Linked DNA regions of Homo sapiens: regions 1 and 2 are each linked to region 3. A link is a contact called in ENCODE Hi-C or POLR2A ChIA-PET data. All regions are on one chromosome and are shown on one strand. The core of a region is the stretch at or near the end of the contact, and the rest is flanking DNA. Distances in the headings are between cores, read along the strand shown.

The links. Hi-C counts contacts between places; a loop is a spot of excess contacts on that map. ChIA-PET counts read pairs that join two places held with the same protein, here RNA polymerase II (POLR2A). Pooled maps may share reads with other maps.
Region 1: a loop to region 3 is called in a pooled map, with 8 times the contacts of the local background. The contact joins the promoter of EZH2 here to the promoter of TMUB1 in region 3. A Hi-C loop is called at or near these places in 3 of 37 single-sample maps with no recorded cell type and 5 of 50 pooled maps. POLR2A ChIA-PET finds 5 or more read pairs at or near these places in 1 of 52 experiments (activated CD4-positive, alpha-beta T cell).
Region 2: a pooled map shows a loop between it and region 3 (9-fold over the local background). The contact joins the promoter of PDIA4 here to the promoter of TMUB1 in region 3. A Hi-C loop is called at or near these places in 1 of 37 single-sample maps with no recorded cell type and 9 of 50 pooled maps. POLR2A ChIA-PET finds 5 or more read pairs at or near these places in 1 of 52 experiments (activated CD4-positive, alpha-beta T cell).

Annotation. Positions count from the first base shown.
Region 1 is chr7:148,882,403-148,886,384 of GRCh38, forward strand. It overlaps EZH2 (enhancer of zeste 2 polycomb repressive complex 2 subunit), which reads right to left and starts at 1,889. Exons shown (of 20, transcript NM_004456.5): 1 at 1,762-1,889. It overlaps LOC124901767 (a long non-coding RNA gene), which reads left to right and starts at 2,787. Exons shown (of 2, transcript XR_007060579.1): 1 at 2,787-3,081; 2 at 3,955-3,982. RefSeq lists silencers at 1,053-1,642, 1,803-2,172, 2,293-2,522 and an enhancer at 1,143-1,834.
Region 2 is chr7:149,026,351-149,029,888 of GRCh38, forward strand. PDIA4 (protein disulfide isomerase family A member 4) reads right to left here and starts at 2,155. Exons shown (of 10, transcript NM_004911.5): 1 at 1,971-2,155. The coding sequence starts at 2,058. RefSeq lists enhancers at 1,275-1,869, 1,870-2,463 and silencers at 1,788-1,837, 1,928-1,997, 2,068-2,647.
Region 3 is chr7:151,080,747-151,084,745 of GRCh38, forward strand. It overlaps TMUB1 (transmembrane and ubiquitin like domain containing 1), which reads right to left and starts at 2,747. Exons shown (of 3, transcript NM_001136044.2): 1 at 2,688-2,747; 2 at 1,429-1,847; 3 at 339-1,154. The coding sequence starts at 1,817. The coding sequence ends at 803. FASTK (Fas activated serine/threonine kinase) reads right to left here and starts at 63. Exons shown (of 10, transcript NM_006712.5): 1 at 1-63. The coding sequence starts at 20. RefSeq lists enhancers at 1-358, 1,076-1,370 and silencers at 1-477, 2,511-2,900.

The sequences.
Region 1 (3,982 bases), core at 639-3,138, 2.2 Mb before region 3:
TATTACATCACCCAACACACCTCCGAAAAGAGAGAACAAGACGCTTTATATCTATGACTAGAATCCTACCTATTCCTAACTTTAGAGACCATGAATAGAAAATTAAAATATATCTTAAATACTTGTTTTCCTGCAAATAAAATTACAAATAAACAAGTTAGGATTACACACTTGTACAGTATTCCTAAACATGAATTAGTTGCTAATGCTTATGAAGAGTAATAGAAAATAAACTCCAAAACCCCTAAAAGTATAAACTACATTCAATTGTGACAGCATTCGTGTTTTTCAAAGGTTTATTAAATGCTGTTTTATGATGACATCAAAACGCCACAAAATTAAACTAATAATAACTTGCTTGAACCCTAAAAAGCAAGCCTTTAAGTAAATAGCAAAGACACATTTTTATTTCCAAATGAATTTAAATGTTACAGATCCTGTGTGATAAAGGAAGTTTAACTGTGGACAGCACACGTTAAATTTCTTAGGCAACAAACATTTCTCCATGCAGTCTTTTCTGAATCACCAAAGCTATTGTTCACAGAAAACGAGACCAATTAATAAGAAACTGCTAACCGTATAATCTAAACACACATTTGTCATAGCCATTCTATTTTGATCACCTACTTCTACCACCTCATCCTCATTCAACCCGTCGGGATTTGGGGAATAATCTGGCTGAATGACAGTTGATTTCGTTAGCACCTGTCGCCATTCTCAGATGTATCACACAAGTTGGCCAAAACAGCTTGTAATGTTTAAGGATTACGATTCTTTAGAAAGTGGCAACTCACTAGGCGTTCACCAAGTTTTCCAAAAGATCGTGCTTCTCGATTCCTCCCGCTTTCAAAAAGTAACCCTGTGGCACAGATTTTTGGGGGGAACGGAAGGGGATGTACACAATGAAGTGGGAATTCAACAGGACGCCCTCCAGAAACACAATCAATAGAGAGCAGAGCAGCTCGACTCTTCCCTCAAACTTAGCATAAAGCCAGACCAGGCGGCGAGGGCAGCCCGCGACCGCCGGAGCTCAGGGGGATTTCGGGGTGCGTCGTGGGGAAACGTCAGAGGCGAAGCTACTCCGAGTTCCCCGCCGCGAACGTCGTCCCGCGAGCGCCGCGGCCCCAGCCCGGGGTCGGCGCGCCCGGGACCGGGGGCGTGCGCGAGGCGAGGGCCGAGCCCTGCCCACCCCGGCAGCGGCCCGCGCCTCCCCACGCCCCTCTCCCGCCCGCCGGCGGGCCCGGGTGTCATGCCCCTTCCCCTCGCGCCGAGCCCTCCGGAGACACAGTCCGTCCTTTGTCTGAGTGCGGACTCGGCGGCTGGGTCCCACCAACTTGTGTCTGTCCCGTCCCACCCGGGCGCTCCCGCCGCGGCCGCGCCACACAAAGGAGACTTGAGGCTCGAGCTGCCACCCTGGACCGGGCACCGGAACGCCCCGACCCCGGCCCCGGCGCCCCGGCCAGGACAAGCACCGGGAAAGGAGCCCCCCACACGCCCCCCGCCCCGCAGCTCCAGGGGTGTGCGCTGCCTCACTCGCAGGGTCCCGCGGGCCAGCCCGAAGCTCACAGCTCCTTCCGGGGAGGGGGGCTCTCCCCTCACCCTCCACCCCCCGCACGCCTACAAACGCGGCGCCCCGGTGAGCCCCGCTCGGCGATACCCGGGACCGGCACAGCAGTGGCGGGGAGGTCCTGGCGCCGCCGCCGCCGCCCGGTTCGCACTCCCGGAGCCCCGCCGGCCGGGCCGCCCGCAGCGGCGCGTTACCTTCGTCCCGCGCGCCGACTCGCGTTGTTCCCGCGCGTCGCCCCCGCGCGCCGCCGCCGCCGCCGCCGGGGCTCCACTGCCTTCTGAGTCCCACCGGGTGTCGGACGCGACCGGACCGAGCGCCAAACGCGGCAGCCCAATCGCCATCGCTTTTATTTGGCCCCCCCAGCCCAATCAAGCGCCGCCCCGATTGGCGGGACGCGAGGCGGGCGCCCGTCCAATCACAGGGCCCGCCGGGCTCGGAGGCGCCGAGCCAGCCCCACGCAGAGTGCGCTCAGGGCTCGTGGGCGGGCGGGCACTGGCAGCGCGTGCGCGCGCGGGCGGCGGCGGGGTTCGCTGTAAGGGACGCCACTGGCCGTGTGGAAGCGCCGCCGCCGTCTCTTTGTTCTTTCGCTGAACACACGGCGCCTCTCAGGAAGGCGGTGTGCAGGCACGCGGGGACCGGGAGACATCGCGGGGGCCCGGAGCCCGCCGCGGACGGGAGGCGGGGAGGATAGGTGGCGGGAACCGGCCGAAGGGCGGGACGAAGCGCCGGCGGCTCTTGGCGGGAACCGGCGCCGCAGAGTTCCCGGGCGGGGGAGGGGCGGGGCGGGTGCTGGAAGCCAAGTTTGAACCAGTTCAAAACTCGGGGGTGGTAACGGTTTTAACCGCCGCGCTCGTTTCCCCGCGCGCGGAGCCGAGGCCCGGGCTGGCCGCTCCTAGTGGTGCCCGGGGAGGGGAGGGCGCGGGCCCCGGAGGTCGGCTCAGCTGTGGCGCCGCGTTTGCCGGGAGACGCTCGCCCGGCCCGCGCGCTGCCGCCGGACCCGTTACTACTTTTTTTTTTTTCTCCTGAGACGGAGTTTCGCTCTGGTTGTCCAGGCTGGAGTGCAATGGCGCGATCTCGACTCACCGCAACCTCCGCCTTCCGGGTTCAAGCGATTCTCATGCCTCAGCCTCCCGAGTAGCTGGATTACAGGCATGCGCCACCACGCCCGGCTAATTTTCTATTTTTAGTAGAGACGGGTCTTGGTCAGGCTGGTCTCGAACTCCCGACTTCTGGTGATCCGCCCGCCTCGGCCTCCCAAAGTGCTGGGATTACAGGCGTGAGCCACCGCCGCCGACCCGGGCCCTGTTTGATTATGTCTGCTGCTGCCTTGGCCGTTTTTTCCCCCACCGCTGGACTTTGGCTGGCCGAGCTTGCAGTGCTTATCGCCCTAGAAACCTGTGAAAGGGCGACATTGCTGCCATTTCAGACCCTTCCACTGTTCGTAGTTCTAAGCACGTGTCAGTGTTAAAAATCCTTTATCAAGATGAGCACTGTTCACTTGCCGCCTCTGCAAAGTGTGAGGATATTTGCAAGGCGCGGTGGCTCACGCCTGTAATCCCAGCACTTTGGGAGGCCGAGGCGGGCGGATCATAAGGTCAGGAGATCGAGACCATCCTGGCTAATAACGGTGAAACCCCGTCTCTACTAAAAATACAAAAAATTAGCCGGGCGTGGTGGCGGGCGCCTGTAGTCCCAGCTACTCGGGAGGCTGAGGCAGGAGAATGGCGTGAACCCGGGAGGCGGAGCTTGCAGTGAGCCGAGATCACGCCACTGCACTCCAGCCTGGGCGACAGAGCGAGACTCCATCTCAAAAAAAAAAAAAAAATTGATCTTGGTTATGGGGGGTCAAGCTACCTCAACCCAGAGGAATTAGAGGGATTCTGCTTAGGATACAGTCTCTCCTATTGCTTCATGTGGCAATGCAGTTAAGAGTATTCCGAATTTATTTTTACTAGGATGTATCTATGGGGTAAAATACCATTGTCATGTAAACTGAGATTCCATATTGAGAGTTCATACTGGAAACTGAAAAAAGGTCACCTATGAACTGTTGGGGTAAAAATCTGAAGAAATATTTTTAATGAATTTAATAACTAGCCAGAATTTTTTTTTTTTTTTTTTTTTTAAGAAACGGAGTCTCACACTGTCGCCCAGGCTGGAGTGCAGTGGCACCATCTCAGCTCACTGCAAGCCCCGCCTCCCGGGTTCACACCATTCTCCTGCCTCAGCCTCCCGAGTAGCTGGGGACCACAGGTGCCTGCCACCACACCCGACTAATTTTTTGTGTTTTTAGTAGAGACGGGGTTTCACCGTGTTAGCCAGGATGGTCTCGATCTCCTGACTTTGTGATCCGCCCGTCTCGGCCTCCCAAAGTGCTGGGATTACAGGCGTGAGCCACTGCGCTGGGCCAGAATT
Region 2 (3,538 bases), core at 905-3,404, 2.1 Mb before region 3:
AAAGAAAAAAAATAGCCAGGCTGGGCACGGTGGCTCACTCCTGTAATCTCAGCACTTTGGGAGGCCAAGTCAGGCGGATCACGGGGTCAGGAGATCGAGACCATCCCGGTTAACACGGTGAAACCCCGTCTCTACTGAAAAATACAAAAAATTAGCTGGGTGTGGTGGCACGTGCCTGTGGTCCCAGCTACTAGGGAGGTGGAGAAAGGAGAATCACTTGAACTCGGGAAGCAGAGGTTGTGGTGAGCTGAGATCGCGTCACTGCACTCCAGCCTGGGCGACAGAGCCAGAAAAAAAAAACAGCCAGGCGTGTTGGCAAGCACCTACAGTCCCAGCTCCTCGGGAGGCTGAGGCAGGAGGATCCCATGAGCCCAGGAGTTTGAGGCTTAAGTAAGCCATGATCAGGACAGTGCACTCAAGCCTGGGCAACAATGCGTAACCTTATCTAGGAAAAAAAAAAAAAAAAACGGAGCTAGAAGTCCCAGGAGGCCTGCCCTTGGCCATGATGACCCCTGGGATTCCTAGGCTCACCCTAGGAGCAACTGCTTCCCAGGGACTCTTCTGTGTTAAAGACCTCTGACCGGAAGGATAAACTTGCTGGTCCTAACAGCTCCTAAAGCCACTCTCCCAGGCCTCTCAAGAATCCCCCCAAAAACAGAATCACTGGATCAAAACCAAGACAGTGCTATATGCTTTTCCGCTATGTTCCAAAAAGCATCTTCCACCCACACTGGTCCTCAACTTTCACTGTGCCTCCCGAAGTTAATTCTATGTCTCAAGGGAAAACTGACTTAAAACGCAGATTCCGGGGCCCACCCCTGCATTCTGCTTCAGTGTATTTTGGGTATCTGTATTTAAATAAACACTATTTAAACAAACATGATTTGGGTAAAGGTCTCAAGACACAATTTGTAAGCAGTCCCGCTATCGGATTCCTTTCGGCAGGTGTTTTTCTCGCCGAGTGTGGGTTTTTACTTCCTTTTCTATTTGGGCAAAGACTCTTTTTGAATCAGTGACCCACGCAGAAGTTACTCAATCTGTTTGAAAGAGTATAAAGTTCACGATTTCCCTACACACTAACATTATCAAAGAGTGTATATTTATATTAGAACAAACTCAGAAGGTTAAAAAGCTAGTGATTAAAAGTAAGGGCAGAGAGGAAGAAGGTAAAGACCAGTACCTGGATGCCTTATTCTCTAGGAATAACAACTTTTCCTTAATTAGCACTTCCTAATCTTCAGAGTTCTTATGTCTGCAGCTAGCTCACTTCGAAGAAAAATGCAGGGACCATGAAGTAGTTGTTACTATTCCTACTGGAGTACGCGCTTCATGGGCAGGGACCACACTCACAATCTTTTCCTCCCAGAACCCAGTACAGGGACTGGCACACAGTAAATGCTAAATGCAGAAGGAATGGTATCTCTAGTTTCTCAAAGGTGCAAACCAAGCCATCCCTTTCTCCAGAATCTATGGATTAATCATTTCCAAATCTACAGACCACATTTTGAAAAGGAATGCTTGCTGTTCCAAAGAACTCGCACTTGTTTCTTCACGCCCTCGCCCCTTCTCTCCAGTGGCTCTCCCTCTCCCTTCCCACTGCCTGGGCGCGTTCGCCTGGAGTTAGCCTGGACCTGACGAAAATCTGTAAATTAAGGCGAAGGACCCAGCTGCAAAAAAGGCGCTCTGCAGCCCTCTCCCAGCCTCGGGTGACAGGGGTCTTCCAGGGCGTCGGAGCCCAAGAGACCCCGGCCACCTTCCTCTCCCGGGAACCCCAAATCGATCCTGCCACTGCCACAGCCACCGCCCCCGCCCCTTCAACTCCGCCAAGTTTACCCCGGGCTCGGCGCCCATCACTAGTTCTGGAGCTGACCGCGCGGAAGCCCGCCCGCCGGGGTCGCAGGGCCCAGGCCCCCGCACAGCTCTGCAGCCCCCGCAAGCACAGCCCGACCCGCGGCGCGCTTGCCGCTCACCCTCGTCCGGGCCCTCGGCACCCGCCACGGCCAGCAGCTGCACCAGCCCCAAGAGCAGCAGGAGCAGGAAGGCTTTCCGGGGCCTCATGGTAGCGGGGGCGGAGCGCGGCCTCCTAGCGTCGGCGGCCGCTGAGCGCACCGAGAACTCGGGGTCTGGCCGACAGCCCGTCGCTCCTTAGCGACGCGGGGGAGCCGGAAAAACCCACGGAAGTCGTCCCCGGCGATTGGCAGGGGGCGGAGGAAGTCGCGGGCCGGCCAATCCCAGACTGACGCCGGCACGGACCGCGCGCGCCTCGGCCGCGACGAGTCGGCTCCGCCGCCCTAGGCCCTCCCTACTCCTGCGCGCGGCCCTCGGCTGCGCGTTTAAAACTCCGAGCCCTAACGTGAGGTGCCCCCTTCTGATTGGCTGCGCCACAACCACCAATCAGCGGCTGCCACTCGGTTTGCCGGGAGCGCACAGGCCAAGAGGGAGAGCGGGGGAGAACAAAGGCGGCGGGCCGGGCACGGGGAGTGCGGGACCTGGCTACGCCTCGGGGCGCTATTGGCAATCGGTGCCGGGGGCGGGGCAGGAGAGGCGGAGCCTGGGAAATGTGGAGCGGGGCGGGGCTCGGCTCAGCATCCTGCGGCCGAACTTGGCAGTAAGAACACGTGTCGGTACCGGAGCGGTGGGGAGCAGTGGCGAGCAGGGCGGTCCTCGCAACCCGCCGGGGCTCTGGGAAGCTGGAGACCAACGCGGGCGGAGGAGCACGAGCCTGTTTGTTGCTAGAAAGGGGCTCCAAGTCCGCTGCATGTTCGTGGCCTTCTTAATTTCTTTTTCTGCTCGAGCAAATAAAAGTTTCATTTCTCTCCGGAGTATTGAGCTAGAGAGCGGGGAAGAGCATGCAGTAAAGTGAATCCAGACTAGAATCTGGGGAAGCCTCTCTCCAAGGTTGCATCTCGGAGAAACAAGCCATCAGATTCTTGTCTAAACTTTGCCTCGTCTTATTTAGTTTTCTAGTGATTTTCTGCAAAAGGAAATACCAGATAGGCAATCTAGTGGTTTACATAGATCTGAATAAAAGCTTGAGGTTTTCCCTCTTGACCACTTTGGAGAAGAAAACTAGGTTAAGATGACGATTTTTGTATGTCAGAAAAGAAGCCTGTAATGTGCATTAAGTTTGAGACTTTTTTTTAACACCTGGGAGTTTGAGAAGGCAAATAGGGAAAAGAAAAAAAATAGAAACTCAAGTTCAGGAATATTTTCTCGTGTGTGCAGATTATTACGTGAGGAAGAAAAAAGGGATAACTCACAGACCTTAGCAATTAAAAATACTTAATTTTTTTGTTGAATGCCTATTAATCTGATGGTTCCTGGTCAATTTTGTAGGGCAGAACATTATGCAACTGTACACACTGATTTATTAGAGTGCTATGAATGTGGGCCACCAGACAGTTCGGTATCATGTTATTTTATTTTTTGAGACAAGAGTCTTGCTCTGTCACCCAAGCTGGAATGCAGTGGCGCCATCTCCTCTCACTGCAACCTCCGCCTCCTGGGTTCAAGTGATTCTACTGTCTCAGCCTCCCGG
Region 3 (3,999 bases), core at 1,497-3,996:
TCCCCCCGCGGCCTCCTCATCGGCTAGCCACCGAGTCCGCCATCTTCCCAGCAGCCCCTAGATAGCCGCCCGGACGCCAATCCCGAAGCAGCTATCGGTCTTCGGAGACGTGGCTCCCGGCAGGCACTGCGAGCCAGGGAGCCGCGAGCCCCGCCCGCGGGAAGTGCGCGCCCGGCGCCGAGGGCGGGGCCACGGAGGCCGGCGCCAAAGCCAGAGCAGAACGCTGGGGAGAAGGGAAGGCGGAGGGCCAGACCCCAGGCGCAGTCCGTGCCCTTCTCTCCCAAGGGGCGAGGACTCCCCGCCCGCCAGCCCGCACACACTCAGACACACTGCAAGAGTGAAAACTTCACAGTTACTTTAATCTGCACGGGTTCCGGGGAACTCCTCTGCCCCTCCCCGCTCCCCTTCACCAGCCTCCCACCGACCTGGCGTCCCCAACTCAGCCCAAGGAGCTGTCAGGGATTGGAGGCGGCTGGGTCCTCCGGCAGAACACTAAGACGGGCCCCCGGGGCGGCCCGGCTCTGCCCGGGGCCGAGGCAGCGACAGCAGATGCCCGACCCCGAGGAGCCCACTCCCAGTGCGGGCTGAGGGTCAGCAGCCCCGGGAGGTGGCCCCGAGCCCCGGCGGTCGCAGGGCGGGGCCTCCGCCAGTCCCGGGAGTCCTCTGCGGCGCAGGGCTGGGCTCCAGGGCGGCGGGAAGAGGCAGGCCGGAGAGGCGGGCCTGGGCAGGCAGCAGCTCCCGCCGCGGCGCGGGGAGCAAGGTCCGGAGGGGCCGGCGACGCTGCCAAGCGCCCGCGGAGGCACTACGGGCGGTACATGGCAAAGGCCAGGAGACTGAGGAGCAGGGTGAAGCCGGCCAGGCCCAGAGTGGCGGTCAGGGGAAAGAAGGGCCGGTACTGGATCTGGCAGTACCAGAGCAGCAGCAACAGCAGGAGCAGCAGGGGCAGCAGCAGGCTGCCGATTTCCAGCCCGGAGGGGCCGGGCTCGGACCCCGGCGGGCAGGGGGGATTTGGGGGACCGACTCTCGTGGACACGTGGCAGTGGAGAACGCAGTTGGGAGGGAGGTGAAGGCTGCCCAGGGTCTGGGTGTCGTCGCCTAGCAGCTGCCCTTGGTAGATGAGTCGCACCTGCTGTTCCCGGCCGGGAAACTGGGTCCTGAGGAGAGAGGGACCTGGGTAAGAGAGCAGGCCTCAGGCAATCCTAGTCCCTGGCCCCGGAACAGCACTCCCACCCTCCCCCTGCCCTCCACAACACACCGGCCCTGGCCTGGGAGGGGCCGTCTGCCAGGGGAACAAGTACAGTTGTGATCTGGGGCGCTCAGCGCCTCCAGTATAAAGGAGGGCTGGGTCTTAGGTGTCTCTGGGGGCCTTCTGCGACCACTCTCCCAACCCCTGTCTTTAGCATTGCTCCTGCCTCTTGACCTACTTACCTTTTCAAGGAGCCAATGGTGTCGTGGGGCCAGGCCCTGGCCACCTGCTCTGAATCATTGAGGAATTTCAGCCGTAGCACGAGGGGCTCCTGCGGGGAGTCCGGGGCTGGCGGTGTTGCTGTGAACCCCGTGCTGGGCTCTGGCTGTGCAGCTTGACCTCTGTGTCTCAGGCTGGGGGTCTCTGCCCCTGGGGCCTCCCCTCTCATGCTGTCGGTAGCTGCCATGGCTGCGCTGGGCTGGGATGGCGTTGGGGTCCCTGACGGCTGGGGCAGTGGGTCCCCGCCCTCAGCGGTGTGCGTTGAGACCCAGGCAAGGGCCAGCACCAGAAGGCAGGCAAGCACCGAGAAAAGGACGGTCACCTCATCACCCACCCCTTCAATCAGGGTCATGGCGCCTGCCTTGCCCGCCGCGCTACCGAGCTGGAGAGGCACAAAGAGCCCGTGAGGCCCGGGCCCCCTGGCCAGGAGCCCTGGAACCTCCACAGGGTCCTGCCCTCACCCCACCGCGACGCTCCCACCGTCCTCAGCCTCCGTCCCCTCACCCACCCCAGGGTACCGGCTTCTCTGCCTCCCAGTCGCCCCAAACTTGCCTCCGGGTGCCCCTTCCCATCGCCGAATCCCAAGTCCTAACTTTCTGTCATCTGAGCTCGAGGTCTTCAACCAGCTCCCAACTCACCCAAACCCTATCCCAAGGTAAGGGCCTAAGCAACGCCTCTCCTAAACTTCACCCCAACCAAACTTCACCCCCAAGCGTATCTATTCTCCTGCCCACTTCACCCCAGTGTGTCTACTCCTTCACCGACTTCACCCCAGGCTCATCTACTCCGCTGCTAAAGTTTCTAAGAGGTGGGGGTAGAGCCTCTGTGCCCCCACCCCCGCCCCCCGCGTTACGGTTCACCTAAACCCCACCCGCGGCACAGGACTGCTTCCCAGGCTTCCCCCACAGCAAACGTCAAACTCCGCCCCTGGGCAATCTGGAGCCACCGAGCGTCACCACCCACCCAGCTCGGCCCCCTCCAGGTCCCCTCAACCCCACTCCGCGGAGGACTAACTCCGCGCCTCCTCTGGAAGTCTCTCCAAGCCCCCCGGGCTGCCTGACCCCAGATCCCGCCCGGAATCCGAGACTTCACGTTCCCCACCCCCACCTCTCATCACCCCTCCCACCTTCCCGCCCCCCGAAGCCGCAGGAGGGCACGGCGATCCCGGCCCGACCGGGGCCCTGGGCGGCGGGGTGGGCGCGGTCACGGCGCGGGGACTCACCGCCCGGCTCCCCCAGCTCCATCGCGGCCCCTCGGGCACTTCCGGGCGGGAGGCGCGGAGGTCGCAGGCACCTGAAGCACCCCTCCTTCCCCGCCGCCGCGGCCCGGGGCATTGTGGAACTTGTAGTCCGGCGCCGCGCTGTCCCCGCCCTCCGCCCTGCGGACCCACGTGTGGGGCTCCACCCGCGGTTCTCTGCGCCTGCAGATCGCGAAGGGGCTGGCGGGGGCGGTTTTGGGGGTTGTGCTACCCCCTAGAGGTTTGGGCGGCAGCAGCGTCCGCCCCCTCCCCTGCCAACAGCCAGGGCATCTATCACACCAGACACCGACGTCAGCTGGAGCACGTCAGAGTACCCGTGTTCGTGATGCAGTGTGGAAGGCTCTGAGGAACTCAGGTGGCCCCTACTGTTATGTCAGAGTGGACGCCAGAAGGCACTTTGGCCACCAAAATTAATTCTTCAGCCCAGAGCCCAATATCCATGGGCTGCCCCACCAGGCTGGCTAGGGATACCCATCCTCAGGGCTGCCCCTTTCCTTGGTCCCCTCCTCCACCTTCGGGACTCCACAGCCCCTTCAGGGCTGTGGAAGAAGCATAGACCTTGGAACCTGGCAGAAATCCTGATCCCTTATCTTGTGCTTCTCAGCTATATGACCTTGGGTGGGTTATTGAATCTCTCTGAACATTAATTTCTTCCTCTCTAAAACACACCTCGTAAGTCAATCATAAGGAAGAAATTAGATGTTTTATTAAAAAGTGTAAAAACTAAGGTACATGTCACACAGTAGCTATTCGCTCACCTCCACCCAAACCTGGTCTCAGGAGTCGGGTCTTTGGTGTGTTACTGTGTGGATGGCATTGAATCCCAGGCCTGTGGATATCTGGATTTTTCCCTCTGGGCTCCTGTAGCCACAGAGATCTCACATCCTGGTTTTTACAGGCCAGTCTTGATTTAAAATAATCTATCCTAGTCTTCCCATGGTTCTTGCCTACTGTGGGAGCAAGTGGCCCAAATATTGCCTTAGGAATGTCAGTCTAGATTGATACCATACAGAACTAACCTACCTCTAGTTCCATCCCTCCTGTTCATTCATTTATTCTACTAACATATTTTTTAAAAGATGTACTATGGCCAGGCGCAGTGGCTCACGCCTGTAATCCTGGCACTTTGGGAGCCAAGGCAGGCGGATCACTGAGTTCGAGACCAGCCTGGCCAACATGGTAAAACCCTGTCTCTACAAAAAAAAATACAAAAATTAGCTGGGCGTGGTGGCGGGCGCCTGTAATCCCAGCTACTCGGGAGGCTGAGGCAGGAGAA